Regions from separate parts of the Homo sapiens genome. Here region 2 is linked to region 1. Evidence: read pairs that join two places in POLR2A ChIA-PET (ENCODE). Cell type or tissue: PC-9. All regions are shown on one strand.

The links. Peaks named below come from ENCODE experiments on the same cell type or tissue, not always from the same donor. Only the 100,000 strongest peaks of a DNase experiment are listed, where the experiment ranks them.
Region 2: POLR2A ChIA-PET joins it to region 1 with 5 read pairs; 7 of 35 experiments call an interaction of 5 or more read pairs at or near these places.

Annotation. Positions count from the first base shown.
Region 1 is chr14:75,264,520-75,272,519 of GRCh38, reverse strand. It overlaps the pseudogene LOC124903434. Among named protein-coding and RNA genes, the nearest start is that of FOS, 10 kb to the left of the region's middle. In PC-9, no CTCF peak of the experiment used is centred here; DNase peaks (open chromatin) are centred at 3,555 and 5,340.
Region 2 is chr14:75,102,102-75,110,101 of GRCh38, reverse strand. NEK9 (NIMA related kinase 9) reads left to right here. Exons shown (of 22, transcript NM_033116.6): 10 at 225-417; 11 at 2,615-2,759; 12 at 3,400-3,600; 13 at 4,106-4,152; 14 at 6,105-6,260. Among named protein-coding and RNA genes, the nearest start is that of NEK9, 21 kb to the left of the region's middle. In PC-9, no CTCF peak of the experiment used is centred here; no DNase peak of the experiment used is centred here.

The DNA of each region.
Region 1 (8,000 bases):
ATTAAATCAGAACACCAAACAGAACTGTTATCCCCCCAAACCTGTTTAGAGGTCAGTTTACAGAATGACACTTAGATAAAAATCTACACTTCTTATGAGGATTCCCAGTCCACAGGCTTCAGCCTCTGCCTTGCCTTCCAACCTTACCTTGAACCACTTTCCTGCACTCCACTCCAGCTACATTGGCCTTTCTCTCCCTCAAATATGCCAAGCTGCTTCTGCCTCTGGGCCTCTGTACCCACTCTTCCCTCTTCCTCACAGACCTTGACAAGTTGACTCTTCCTCCTGACCAACATCTGCTCAAATGTCACCTTCTCCAGGAAGCCCCTCCTGTCTTCCCCATCCATTGTTGCAAACTCCTTTGCCCTTCAGTCACTTTCTGTCATGTTACCTGGTTTTCTTTTCTATCTAGCACTTATCACTACATTACCCTGTCCATTTATGTACTGTTTCATTGCCATCGTCAACTAGTCCGTAAGCTCCACAAGAGCAGGGACCTTATCTGTCTTATTTAGCAGTTATCTATCCTCAGTACCATGCTTCCTGACACCAAGGCACTCAAATCCTTGTAGAATAAACGTATATTTTTATTTTTGTTTATTTATTTTTTTGAGACAGGGTCTCACTCTGTCACCCAGGCTAGGATGCGGTCGCTCACTGCAGCCTCGACCTCCTGGGCTCAGGCGATCATCTTGCCTCAGCCTCCCAAGTAGCTGGGACCACAGGCATGGGCCACCAAGCCCGGCTACTTTTTTTTATTATTTGTAGAGATGGGGTCTCACTATATTGTCCAGGCTGGTCTCGAACTCCTGGGCTCAAGCAATCCTCCCACTTTGGCCTCCCAAAGTATTGGGATTCTGGGCGTGAGCCACCGTGCCTGGCCTATGAATAAATGTTAAACAGAGGTTCATCAGTTATTGTCCTTGTGACGGAGAAGGCAGCATGGATTCCCTTTCTGGACAGAGAGCTTTGATGGGTGGTTTATTACCTCTATCCTTCTCAGGTTAGGAAACCAAAATCCTAGTCAGCAATTTCTTTTTTTTTTTTTTTTTTTGAGACAGAGTCTCGCTCTGTCGCCCAGGCTGGAATGCAGTCTGCAACCTCTGCCTCCCAGGTTCAAGCGATTCTCTTGCCTCAGCCTCCCGAGTAGCTGGGATTATAGGCATGTGCCACTATGCCCAGCTAATTTTTTTTTTTTTTTTTTTTTGAGACAGAGTCTTGCTCCGTTGCCGAGGCTGGAGTGCAGTGGCACCAGCTTGGCTCACTGCAACCTCCGACTCCTGGGTTCAAGCAATTATCCTGTCTCAGCCTCCTGAGTAGCTGGGATTACAGACAGGCACCACCACGCCTGGCTAATTTTTTGTATTTTTAGTAGAGACGGAGTTTCACCATGTTGGTCAAGCTGGTCTCAAACTCCTAACCTCAGGTGATCCACACGCCTCAGCCTCCCAAAGTGCTGGATTACAGGCGTGAGCCACCGCGCCTGGCCTAATTTTGTATTTTTAGTAGAGACAGGGTTTTTCCATGTTGGTCAGGCTGGTCTCGAACTCCTGACCTCAGGTGATCCGCCTGCCTGGGCCTCCCAAAGTGCTGGGATTACAGGCGTGAGCCACTATGCCCAGCCCCTAGTCAGCAATTTTCTTATCGGGCATAATTTAGATGCTTATAAACCCAAGGGGTATACCCATCCTTAGAACTACAAAGACCCATCACACCTGCTGTCTAAATGTTTCCACATAATCACTTCTTGGCCTTTTGGCTAAGATCAAGTGTAGTAAATGTTTCCACTACCTACCGCACAAGATCGTACGGGATGCTTTAGTTTTAAATCCACAACCACCCCACCCCAAAACAATGATTAGCACAATGAGAAACTTTACCTGAGGTTGGTTACACCCCAGATCCTTTCTTTTACACAAATTTAGCCTAATTCAAAATGAATTTTTTTTTTTTTTTTTTTTTTTTTTTTTTTTTGTCAGAGTCTCACTCTATCACCTAGGCTGGAGTGCAATGGCGCGATCTCGGCTCGCTGAAACCTCCGTCTCCTGGGTTCAAGCAATTCTCCTGCCTCAGCCTCCCAAGTAGCTGGGATTACAGGAGCACACCACCACGTCCTGCTAATTTTTTGTATTTTTATAGAGAAGAGATTTCGCCATGTTGGCCAGGCTGTTCTTGAACTCCTGACCTCAGGTGATCCACCCACCTCAGCCTCCCAAAATGCTGGGATTACAGGCATGAGCCACCATGCCCGGCCAAGAAACTTTTTAGAAAATATGTGTGCATAAAAGTAAAAATCTAACCAATTTTTAGTTTAAAAGTGCTGGCCACAGGGCCACAGTAAACATTTATGGCCCTAATAGTGAAATGATTATGGTGTCCTTTCAAGTAATTAAAAACAAAAGCAACACTGCGTTGTAAAATACATTTTTATTTAAAAAAGTAAAACTCATCCGGGTGCAGTGGCTCACGCCTGTAATCCCAGCACTTTGGGAGGCTGAGGGAGGCAGATCACTGGAGGTCAGGAGTTCAAGACCAGCCTGGCCAACATGGTGAAACCCCCGTCTCTACTAAAAACATAAAAAATTAGCCCAGTGTGATGGTGGGCACCTGTAATTCCAGCTACTTGGGAGGCTGAGGCAGGAGAATCGTTTGAACCCAGGAGGCAGAGGTTGCAGTGAGCTGAGATCGCGCCACTGTACTCCAGCCTGGGCGACAGAGCAAAACTGTCTCAATAAGTAAGTAAGTAAATAAATAAATAATAAATAAGGAAAACTCATAAGTATGCTGAAATAATGCCCGGATGTAAGTTCCATGAGGGAAAGAGACATTACTGTTTCCCCGTTGCCAGATCAGTGCCTGACACAATACTAAGCCTTCAGTCAATAGAATAATGAATACAGCTTTCTGATTTCTTTCTTGAATGCCCCCCACCCCTGCCCCAGAATGTGCTTAGTTGGTTTCTTGGGCAGCCCAGCAATGACTGGGCACGTGGCTGGGGCCAGGTCAGTATTTGTCAATTGTTTGGATCGCACAGAACTGTGCTCACATACCACAGGCTCAGCTGAGGCCAGCATATAGAACCTACAACAGGAGCTGATCTGGCAGCTATAAACAGAACACCACACACCTGCCGGCTTCAGATTGGTTAGCATAGAGGGCTGGGCTGGGCCCACAGGATTCTTCATTTAAATCATTTGGCAGAACCATTCTATTCCTTTCTCCAGATTCATCAGGTGGCTGGGAATACATCATGAGTTACCTGCCCAGAGGGTTTCTGCGGGTGAAGAATCTTTGCTTTCACCTGGACTTTGCTTGCAGTGAATGGGAAACTTCACAGCAGGTGAGGAATTGGGAGTTCCTTTGCTACTAGTACTTTGATATCCAAGGCAAGTTTGTTTGAACCTGGGGCTTCATCCAGCTGATGTCTGTCTGAGCTTAGAATTTGGAAAAGAAGGAAGTAAGAGGTTATGAAATAGGCTGGGGAAATGGAAGAAAAAAAAAAAAAGTTCTTCAACTAGCACTCTACTCATTGGCCCACGAAATCAACGGTTTCACCAAACAACAGCTCCAAGCCCCAGGTCATAATTTCTATACTTCTTACCCATTTCTGGCCCATATGGTAAAATGACCAGAGAATAATGCAGAAAGCTGAGGAATTTCAGATTAAGATGTTTTAGATTTACATTTAGATAAGAGCAGCCCTGAGGCATTTATTTCACACATCTAGTTTGAGATTAATTCAGTCGTATTCTTATCAGATATCTCTAGCCTGCTTTCTATTTTTCCATTGGTTTCAGAATTCTTTCCAGGAAAGAAATGACTTTCACATACCTCAAAATATTATTACCTTGTATAAGGGTCAGAAAAAAACCAATTACCTACAGTTACTTTGTATGGACGCTGCAAAGTTAATCCCTTCTTAACTCAAATTGTACAAAGTCAATTATCCTATTCCTTGCTACTCATTCATCACTTTTATTGAGCACCTACTATGTACCAGTCACTAGACTCCACAGTAAACAGGCAAGCTTCCTACCAACATGAAGCTTATAGTCCAGTAATGAATTAATAAGAAAACAAAAATGTCAGATAAAAGTAAGTAAGTGCTGGGCAGGTAATTTTTTTGTTTGTTTTTTGTTTTTTGAGACAAAGTCTTGCTCTGTCGCCCATGCTGGAGTGCAGTGGCACGATATTAGCTTACTACAACCTCTGCCTCACCAGTTCAAGTGATTCTCGTGCCTCAGCCTCCCGAGTAGCTGGGTCAACAGGTGTGCACCACCAAACCCAGCTAATTCTGGTATTTTTAGCAGAGACAGGGTTTCACCATGTTGGCCAGGCTAGTCTCGAACTCCTGACCTCAAGTGATCTGCCCACCTTGGCCTCCCAAAGTGCTGGGATTACAGGTGTGAGCCAACATGCCCAGCCTTGGGCAGGTAATTAAAATGGAAGAATATGTTGTGAAGAAGTGTGTTGCTACTTTGGACTGGGTAGAAGAAGGAGACAATTTCCATGAGAAGCAAATGATAGCAAGGAACTAGCCATGGAAGAACAAGGAGCAGGGTATTCAGGGCAGAGGAGATGCTTCCCAATGTAAGGTTATGTACTGAGAAACATAAGTGCCAATGCCCCCACACCTTTGAAACCAGCCGTCTTTGCAAGGTGCACCTCAAACCCTACTGCCTGACTTACCAACAGCAATCTCCTCCTCCCTCCAGATCTTTGGATCAGTGCTACTAAATGTAAAAAGTTCCCAGCTACTCCCAGCTCACTTTCCTCCCTAGCTGTCCCTACACTTCCAACAGGATATGGATAGTTGTATTTTATTCTCACTCAATTACAGCCCATCTAGATCCTTCTTATACGTAGCTCCACACTAATGTTGATGATTGGTAAGAACTCTCTCAAAAGCTTAGAGTCTTAAGTGAAATCACTGAAAAATAGTGAAGTAAATCACCGACACCAGGCTTGGAGGTCTTCCAGGGCCCTTTTTTACAGGAATTTGAAAACAGGCACATTCCATTGTGTCCTTTGTTAGAGAGCTGTTGACAATAAACAGAGTTCAGAATTTGTGCTGTAAAACAGCAAACAGTGAACAAACCAAGGCTTTCTCAAACAGGGCCCTACTTTCCTGGATTCTGCTGATCCTTACACAGGATTTAAGCCTGTATATTTGAGAAGTTTATGGGAAACTAGACTCTCAAAGCATTTGCTTCTCAAATTCTTTGTTATTTTGACTGCACTGGAGACTATTCCACAAGCCACTATCAGAATCCACCCATCTCTGGTTCCCGTAAATATTATGTCTACACAGAACTATGTGAACTATTTCTAAGCTAGAATATGAACCAGGGCTTGAAAGCTTGCTGGTGGAAATGACCTAAGAAGAGCTTTAAAACTTAAATTAGAGAAAATTCAGTAGCAAAGGAAAAGTGGGCTAAAGGATTATGTGCATGTTTGTAGCTCAGAAGCTAGTTCAACTCTCAAAGATTGATTATTCAGCCCACCCTAGATTATTTAAATCCAGCAGCAAATGTATGCTGACATATTTCTGGGGGCCCTAGGGTGACACTCACTAAGGCAAGTAAAAGAAGCTGAAGTCAATTCCCAGAGAGGTGATTCCTTTTTTTTTTTTTTTTTTTTTTGAGACGGAGTCTCGCTCTGTCACCCAGGCTGGAATGCAGTGGCATGATCTCAGCTCACTGCAACCTCTGCCTCTTAGGTTCAAGCAATTCTTCGTGCCTCAGCCTCCCAAGTAGCTGGGATTACAGGCGCACACCACCACACCTAGCTACAGAGAGGTCATTCCTAGCGTAGTTGGGACTGATTGTTCCAGGTAATGGGGACCAAGGGAAGCTGAGGTGGCAACTGCCAACTGTCAGTGATTCCTGAGAAGGCAAAAACTAGGCAGCTGCTGCCATGCATCCTGGAGCTGAGAACTAAATTCAATCTGATTGGGAATGTCTTTAAAAGAGAGGCAGGGTTGGGGGAGAGAGAGAGAGGCAGGATCTCCCTATATTGCCCAGGCTGGTCTTGAACTCCTGGGCTCAAGCAATCCTTCCACCTCCGCCTCCCAAAGTGCTGGGATTACAGGCATGAGCCACTGCACCCGGCCTGATTGCAAACTTCGGATGCAGGAATCTCCTCTCATCTTTGGCAGTCCTGTCCTCTAGAACGTTTGTGAAAAGGCATGGAACATGGAATTAAATATGAGCTACTAGCATTATACATATGTTCTCTGCCTCCACCTCCCACTCTTCGTCTCAGTTCAGCCTACTTTTTATCTAGATCTCAAACTTAAAATGTCACATCCACATAAAGGACTTTCCCCAGCAGCCAGGCTGAATTAGGAACCTTTTAGAAGCCCTCATTCCACCCTAGGCTTTTCATGATTAGCACTTACCACCATTTCTAGTAATACATTTATTTAGAAAGCATTTGGGCTAATTTCTAAAAATTAAGTTCCACAAGAGTAGGGATCTTTGTTTTATTCACTGATGTACCCCCAAGGAGTTAGAGAAGCCTGATCCTAATAGCTGTTAATTGTTGAATTAAATGAATTCATTTAATGTCTATCTCCCCACTCCAAGAAGGCAGACACCTTGCCTATTTTACTCATCAATGACTCTCTAGCCCCTAACACAGTATCTGGCATATAATAGCTGCTCAAAAAATACTTCTTGAATAAAGAGAAATAATGATAGCTAATATTTATTGAGTGCTTGCTCAGGAATTATGCGAAGTGCTTTACAAATATTGTTATGGTTTTTGTTGTTGTTTTGTTTTGAGACGGAGTCTCACTCTGTCACCCAGGCTGGAGTGCAGTGGCGCAATCTCAGCTCACTGCTACCTCCACCTCCCGGTTCAAGCGATTCTCCTGCCTCAGCCTCCTGAGTAGCTGGGATTACAGGTGCCCGCCACAATGCCTGGCTACTTTTTTTGAGATGGAGTCTCACTCTGTCACCCAGGCTGGAGTGCAGTGGCATGATCTCAGCTCACAGCAACCTCTGCCTCCCAGGTTTAAGCGATTCTCCTGCCTCAGCCTCCCGAGTAGCTGGGATCACAGGCACCCACCACCACACCCGGCTAATTTTGTATTTTTAGTAGAGACAAGGTTTCTCTATGTTGGTCAGGCTGGTCTCGAACTCTCAACCTCAGGTGATCTGCCCACCTCGCCCTCCCAAAGTGCTGGGATTACAGGTGTGAGCCACCATGCCCGGCCTACTTTTTGTATTTTTTTTAGTAGAGACAGGGTTTTACTATGTCGGCCAGGCTGGTCTCAAACTCCTGACCTCAAGGAATCCTCCTGCCTCGGTCTCCCAAAGTGCTGGGATCACAGGTGTCAGCCACCGCACCCAGCCTTGTTATGTTATTTAATATTCACCACGATTCAATGATGTAGGTATATTATTCCACTATTTTGGTTGAATAGGTTCAATAATTTTTTTTTTTAGTAGAGATGGGATCTCACTATGTTGCTCAGGCTGATCTCAAACTCCTGGCTCAAGCAAATTTTCCCACCCCAGCCTCCCAAAGTACTGGGATTACAGGCGTGAGCCACCACACCCAGCCAATTCAATATAATTTTTAAAATAATGATCTTATAATTTTCTAATCCACACCATATAATTGGGCTAAATATTTCCCCAGTGTAGTTGATAGTGCTCTGGTGACCTGCATAAGTAAATTTATTTCCCTAAGTACCTACCAGGGAATGACTAATAAGAGAGAAACTCAGGGCCAGGTGCAGTAGCTCACGCCTGTAATCCCAGCACTTTGGGAGGCCCAGGCGGGTGGATCACCTGAGGTCAGGAGTTTGAGACCAGGCTGACCAACATGGTGAAACCCCATCCCTACTAAAAATACAAAAATTAGCTGGGCATGATGGTACGTGCCTGTAGTCTCAGCTACTCGGGAGGCTGAGGCAGGAGAATCGCTTGAACCTGGGAGGCCGAGGTCGGCAGTGAGCCAAGATCGCACCATTGCACTCCAGCATGAGCAAC
Region 2 (8,000 bases), 160 kb after region 1:
TGTTATGGGTCAGACTGGAATCTGATCTGGCCAAGCTGTGATGAAGCCCTGAGGCAGGAATTGCAAAGTCTGCTGTGATAGAGCACATTGAAACAAGTTGTCGAGAAAGAACATACTTTCTCATACCATAATTGGCAGTTCTTCTCAGGGAACAGACTGGAAGCATTTTTCTTTGATATTGTTTTTAATGTTAAATGTTCCTTTGTTCTGGGGGTTGTTGGCAGGTCAAGCACTGTGACTGAAGCACCCATTGCTGTAGTAACATCACGAACCAGTGAAGTCTATGTTTGGGGTGGTGGAAAATCCACCCCCCAGAAACTGGATGTTATCAAGAGTGGCTGTAGTGCCCGGCAGGTCTGTGCAGGGAATACCCACTTTGCTGTGGTCACAGTGGAGAAGGAACTGTACACTTGGGTGGTAAGTGAACGCTAAGCATTTTGGAACAGTGCTGTAAGCCTAATTGTTTACTGGGCCCACGATGTCTAAGCATTTTATTAGTTGAACCTATACTAAGGGAGTGGCAACATGGGGTGATGGAATGGAAGCTCTTATAAGAGCAGGGATTTTGTCTGTTTAGTTCACTGATGTATGCCCAGGGCTGGTACATATTAGGTCACCTATAAATGTTTTTTGAATGAATGAATGAGAGAGGGAGAGAAAAATTGAAAGACTCAGGAGACTGGGGTTTCCCATTTACAGCTGGATGATTTCAGACAAGTCACTCAATTACTCTGTTATATTACCATGAGGTTCAGAGCAACTATTACCTGTGAAATAGCTTTGTAAACAAAGGAAGGACTATACCATGTCAGGAAACCCCTGAAGCCCACAGCAGTGATTGAAGATGGCTAGGTATATTTTGTGTAGAATTTGTTTGTTGCCCTCTAGATTCTCCCCTCTCACCTTCCTTAACAAATTGTCTGTGTTTGCTGTCTGTTTCCTTATCTCCCACTCTCTCTTCATTCACCTACAATGCAGCTTCCATCTCTGCCACTGCCACTCAATTGAAACTAGTCTTGACAAAATGACCCATAAATTGCTAAAATAAAACAGATGCTTTTTAGTCCTTACCTAGCTTGACCTCTCGGCAGCATTTGACATAGTTGACCACTCCCTCCTTCTTGAAGCTTTGTCTTTACTTGCCTTCTGTGATAGCATGTTCTCTTGGCTTTCCTCCTGTCTCTTGCTATGCGTTCTCAGGCTCATTTCAGGCTGCTGGAGAGAAATTAGTATCTTAAACATTTATTGGCTGGGCGTAGTGGCTCACAACTGAAGTCTCAGCACTTCGGGAGGCCAAGGCGAGTGGATTGTTTGAGGCCAGGAGTTTGAGACCAGCCTGGCAAACATGACAAAACCCCATCTCTACTAAAAATACAAAAGTTAGCTGAGAGTGGTGGCGCATGCCTGTGATTCCAGCTACTCAGGAGGCTGAGGCATGAGAATCACTTGAGCCTGGGAGGTGGAGATTGCAATGAACCAAGATTGCACCACTGCACTGCAGCCTGAGTGACAGAGCAAGACCTTGTCTCAAAAAAAAAAATATATATATATACTGTCACACACACACACACACACACACACACACACGCACACGCACACACATATATATATAAAATATGAGGACTTGTAGTATACTCATTTAATAGAATTATTTTTCTCTATAAAACTGTTGAAAAGGCCAGACATGGTGGCTTACACCTGTAATCTCAAAACTTTGGGAGGCCGAGGCGAGTGGATCACCTGAGGTCAGGAGTTCGAGACCAGCCTGGCCAACATGGCAAAACCCCATCTTTACTAAACATACAAAAAATTAGCCAGGCGTGGTGGCGGGCACCTGTAATCCCTGCTACTTGGGAGGCTGAGGCAGGAGAATCGCTTGAACCCAGGAGGCAGAGCTTGCAGTGAGCTGAGATCGAGCCACTGCGCTCCAGCCTGGGTGACAAGAGCGAAACTCTGTCTCAAAAAAAAAAAAAAAAGTTGAAAAGTCATCAAGGACTAGTCTCATTGCTGTATAGCAGCCTCTTTGATGTAGCCAGATTCTTTATAACTCTTCCATGTTTCAGGGAAACTGTGACCAAAATTTATGAAACTTCTAGTACAGATTTTCAAGAAGCTATATTCCTGTAGAAAGCAACAAAGTTAGACTATATTATAAAGAATTTTTTTCACCATCACCTGTAATTAAATATATAGTTTACCTTAGACTTGAAGGACAAAGATTAGATTAATGGATATTAATCTGGATACTTTTTAAGTTTTCTTTACCTGTTGGCAGGATCTGTATACTACTTGCTATTAAAATGTTTAATCCCTTTGCCCATTTTTTTCTAATTTCTAAATTTCTAGCTCTTTTTTTCTACTGTTTTTCTTCATATGAAGTTCCATTAAAGATCAGCTTTTGGCATGAAAAATTAAAACTTCATAAGACCTCTCAGCCGGGGATGGTGGTTCATGTCTACAATCCCAGCACTTTGGGAAGCCGAGGCAGGAGGATCACTTGAGCCCAGGAGTTCAAGACCAGCTTGGGCAACATAGCGAGAACCCATCTCTTTAAAATTTAAGTTTAATAAAATGTAATTAAAAAAAAAAGTCATAAGACCTCTTTATTTCACAGAACATGCAAGGAGGCACTAAACTCCATGGTCAGCTGGGCCATGGAGACAAAGCCTCCTATCGACAGCCAAAGCATGTGGAAAAGTTGCAAGGCAAAGCTATCCGTCAGGTGTCATGTGGTGATGATTTCACTGTCTGTGTGACTGGTAAGCCATCAGCAGAAAGTGTCTTAAGTGCATTTAATGTGGGGGTATTTTGCTTAATGCTGTGCAATCTTAGTTGGGATTTTAAAACAAAAGACAGTATACAAAGAACCAGAGGACCTTGAGCAAATATACTCATTAATAATAACATACCAAATTTGCTATAGTATTAGGGGGTGGTGAGCAAGGAGAAGACAGGTGGGTAACAGAGAAGAGGTGGGATCAGGAGAAAATGTGTGTCGTGGTTGGCAGGAAAAATAATCTTACCACCTCATCAGGCTATGAATAACACAAAATTAGGATCAAGACCTAAGTTTAGTTTTGGTCTTGTCATTACTTAGTTAATGATTCCTTGGGACTTATTTTTTTATCTATATAACAAAGATGGCCCCATTAAAATTTTAAGTCCTTTTAATGTGATAATGCTACCACTTTTTAAATTGTTTAATATAGTAGTAGTAGTACACATGACTCTCTGACATAGAACTCTAGACTTGCACAGTCTGTCCTTTTAATTTCTTGGATATAATCAATTCATGTGAGATCATTTGCTGGGGTAGTCCTCATTCCAGCCCTGCCCAACTTTCTGATTAGATAAAATAAGTCAGTCCTTTGATGGATTCTGTTTTCCTTTCTTTTGCAGATGAGGGTCAGCTCTATGCCTTCGGATCAGATTATTATGGCTGCATGGGGGTGGACAAAGTTGCTGGCCCTGAAGTGCTAGAACCCATGCAGCTGAACTTCTTCCTCAGCAATCCAGTGGAGCAGGTCTCCTGTGGAGATAATCATGTGGTGGTTCTGACACGAAACAAGGAAGTCTATTCTTGGGGCTGTGGCGAATATGGTAGGGGTAGCCTTGTCTCTGTCCACTTCTTCACAGGTATACAACCTGACTTCAAAGTTGTATGCATCTAAACCCATCATGCAGCCCCTAAATGAGAAGTGTTAATTCAGTAAATCTTTTTTTTTTTTTTTTTTTTTTTTCTCGAGACAGAGTCTCTCTCTGTCACCCAGGCTGGAGTGCAATGGCATGATCTGGGCTCATTGCAACCACCACCTCCCGAGTTCGAGTGATTCTCCTGCCTCAGCCTCCCGAGTAGCTGGGATTACAGGCACACACCATCACACCCAGCTAATTTTTTGTATTTTTAGTAGAGATGGGGTTTCACCACACTGGCCAGGCTTGTCTCGCTCGAACTTCTGACCTCATGATCCACCTGCCTCGGCCTCCCAAAGTGCTGGGATTACAGGTGTGAGCCACCGCACCTGGCAAAAGAGAATCTTACAGAACCTATTCACTGGGAAGGAAGCCCTCATTATAATGATTTTCATTCTTATGTGTGTTTCAGGACGACTGGGTTTGGATTCAGAAGAGGATTATTATACACCACAAAAGGTAAAATCAGAAGCAACTTATTTCTAAAACCTATCTTAAGTCGCACAGACTCCAATAATATGTCCTCTTTCCTTGGCTCTGTTGTATCAAGGTATTTATTTCCGAAGTGTTTCCTGTTTGGGAGACTGACAATTTAGGATTCCTGATTTAGCACCCTGTGGTCTTGTCATCTGACCAAATCACAGAAAATTGAGAAAGTGGATACAGCGACTGTGGACATTGTGAAGTCACATCTTACTCAGGGATGACAGCTAAAATCAGCGTGTACAGCAGAAAAGTCACATATAGCTACAAATACCCTGGAAAACTCGAGAAGATACTGTAAAGCAGTATACTGTCTCTTAACCCAACACAGCCATTTTCCTCTCCTGTTTCTACAGTTGACCACCAGATGAAATATTAATAGTTGTTTTTGTTTAGCGGTCATGTTGCATGAAACATATTATCTAATTACTCTCAGCCTTGCCAGAGCTGGCCCTGTGAGAGGCTCACAGAGGCTGATACCAGCTGGGGGAAAAGCACAGTCACATCTCTCCCACCTACCCTAGGGCACAGGCTTACCCATTGGAGGGTTGGCTAAATCAGCTATACCATTTATTGTTAGCAGTGTTTTGGGTTTTCTGTTTTCTTTTTTTTTTTTCTTTCCTTGGGAACTTTTAGCCAAACCAGTTTTTATTTATATTTTAAAAATTAAATTATTATGCATTTCTAGGGACCATCCTCAATGGGATTCCCAGCTGTTCCTTTTCTCCTGGAAAGGCTGTGGCAGAAACTGAGGGTTGAGGTTTCAGGTTTTACACACATCCATTGTGACCCCACACATGCATCACCCCACCTTCTCCAGTCCTGTCTAGTTAGCTGTAAAAAGATATGAGCATTTGGAAGTCCTAGATATTACCTCAGTACTCTGTCACCTCTCCTATAAAATGACCAGATTGGGACCCCACAGGGCTACTGAATTTCTGTAACTGTCAAGCAGCCTTCCATCTCAAAGGACAAAATCAGCAATGAATTGAAGCTTCTTTCTCAACTTTTTGACAGGTCACCCTAAGTAGGACCTATTACTAAGACAAACTGAGAGGGTGCTGTCTTGTTTAGTTGACCTGGAACTGTCACCTTTTCTTTGATATTGTAAAACTTGAGCTCTTCGTTGACAACAGTAGCCTTGACCGAGCACAATGGCTCACGCCTGTAATCCCAGCACTTTGGGAGGCCGAGGCGGGCAAATCACTTGAGGTCAGGAGTTCGAGACCAGCCTGGCCAACATGGTGAAACCCTGTCTCTACTAAAAACACAAAAATTAACTGGGCATGGTGGCACACGCCTTTAATCCCAGCTACTCAAGAGGCTGAGGCAGGAGAATCGCTTTGAACCTGGGAGGCAGAGGTTGCAGTGTGCTGAGATCATACCACTGCATTCCAGCCTGGGCGACAGAGCAAGACTCCACCTCAAAAAAAAAAAGAAGAAAAGAAAATAGTAGTCTCAGCCAGGCGTGATGGCTCACACCTGTAATCCCAGCACTTTGGGAGGCCAAGGTGGGTAGATCACCTGAGGTCAGGAGTTCGAGACCAGCCTGGCCTACGTGGCAAAACCTCATCTCTAATAAAAATACAAAAATTAGCTGGGCGTGGTGGCATGCACCTGTCATCCCAGCTATTTGGGAGGCTGAGACAGGAGAAGTCGCTTGAACCTGGGAGGCAGAGATTGCGGTGAGCTAAGATCGCACGACTTCACTCCAGCCTGGGCAAAAGAGGGAAACTCTATCTCAAAAAAAAAAAAAAAGAAAAAGTAGTCTCTAAGACACTGGGCAAACCTGAAAAGAATAGAGCAGTCCTCACTTTCCTGTAGTCATTCTGCTAAATGCAGCATGTCTCTTTTGAAAGAATTTGAGAGCTTTTTTTCTAATACGAATTATATATTTGGGATTTCTTTTTCTGATTTTTTTCTTGCAGGTGGATGTTCCCAAGGCCTTGATTATTGTTGCAGTTCAATGTGGCTGTGATGGGACATTTCTGTTGACCCAGTCAGGCAAAGTGCTGGCCTGTGGACTCAATGAATTCAATAAGCTGGGTCTGAATCAGTGCATGTCGGGAATTATCAACCATGAAGTGAGTGTCCTGATTGGTGTTCTAACCACATCATCAGAATTTCTCTAGGTTGGAATTTCTTTGAGATGCCATTATTGGTTAGTGACCATGGAATTTGACTTTAGTTATGGTCTCATAGGCATTGTGTGCAGAAAAAGAAGCCAGCCACAAAGAGTACATGCTATATAGCTCTATCTGTGTAAAATTTAAGAACAGGCAAAATTAACTTATACTGGCAGAAATCAAAACTGTGGCTACTTATTGAAGGAGGGGTATTAACAGAAGAGGTGGAAGGGATCCTAGAGTAATGGGAATGGTCTATATCTTGATCTGTAATGGTTTTACCAGTATATGTATATAGAAAAATGTGTCAAGCTGTGTGATATTTTGCAGTGTGTTATACTTCAACAAATAAATTGATTACAAAGAATAAAATGATGAAATTCAGCTTTTACCTTATTGAAATAGGAACAAGCAAATTAATGTTATAAAAAAAAACATATTTCCATGCATCACCTTCCTGGAGTTTTTTTGATTGATTGGAGTTTTTTAGATTTCTCCCAAATCACTGATCCTGTTTAGGCTTATCGAATGTAATTACCATTCTGTCTTCAAAAATGTTAGCAAATTCACCACTGATATTGTCTTAGTTTCCTTTTTTTTTTTTTTATTATACTTTTAAGTTCTAGGGTACATGTGCACAACGTGCAGGTTTGTTACATATGTATACATACGCCATGTTGGTGTGCTGTACCCATTAACTCGTCATTTACATTAGGTATATCGCCTAATGCTATCCCTCCCCCCTTCCCCCACCCTATGACAGGCCCCGGTGTGTGATGTTCCCCTTCCTGTGTCCAGGTGTTCTCATTGTTCAATTCCCACCTATGAGTGAGAACATGCGGTGTTTGATTTTTTGTCCTTGCAATAGTTTACTGAGAATGATGGTTTCCAGATTCATCCATATCCCTACAAAGGACATGAACTCATCCTTTTTTATGGCTGCGTCTTAGTTTCCTTTTTGTGTTAATATAATGAGTTTTGTCATTTTCCAAAGAATAAAATTAAGAGACAGAAGTTTTCTGACTCAATGAAAAAGGTAAGAATTAATTTTTAAGCAATCTCTAAAGTAGTGATTTTCAATTAGGAGAGTACAAATTCAGGGCAAGGCTGGAGAGAGTGTCTTTGTAGTTTGAAAAGAAATATTCAGTTGCCGGGCACGGTGGCTCACGCCTGTAATCCCGGAACTTTGGGAGGCTGAGGCGGGCGGATCACGAGGTCATGAGATCAAGACCATCCTGGCTAACACGGTGAAACCCTGTCTCCACTAAAAATACCAAAAAAAAAAACAGCCAGGTGTGGTGGCGGGCACCGGTAGTCCCAGCTACTTGGGAGGCTGAGGCAGGAGAATGGCGTGAACCTGGGAGGCGGGGCTTGCAGTGAGCCGAGACCGCGCCACTGCACTCCAGCCTGGGCGACAAAGCAAGACTCCGTCTCAAAACAAAACAAAATAAAAAAACAAAAAAAACAATATTCAGAATTACTATTACTTGATTTATGTTTTCATTATAGCAGTGGATTTGTTGTGAAATTTTAAACTTAAATGAGAGGATTCTTTTTTAATACTAATTCAAAGGGAACATGAGTTTTAATTAAGTTGAGAAACACTACCCTATAGATGAAATTAGATCACAGTAAGCTGATTCCTTTATGGGCTGGAGACAGTCCTCAGGACTTTAATTCTTTGCCCTGCCCTTGTTA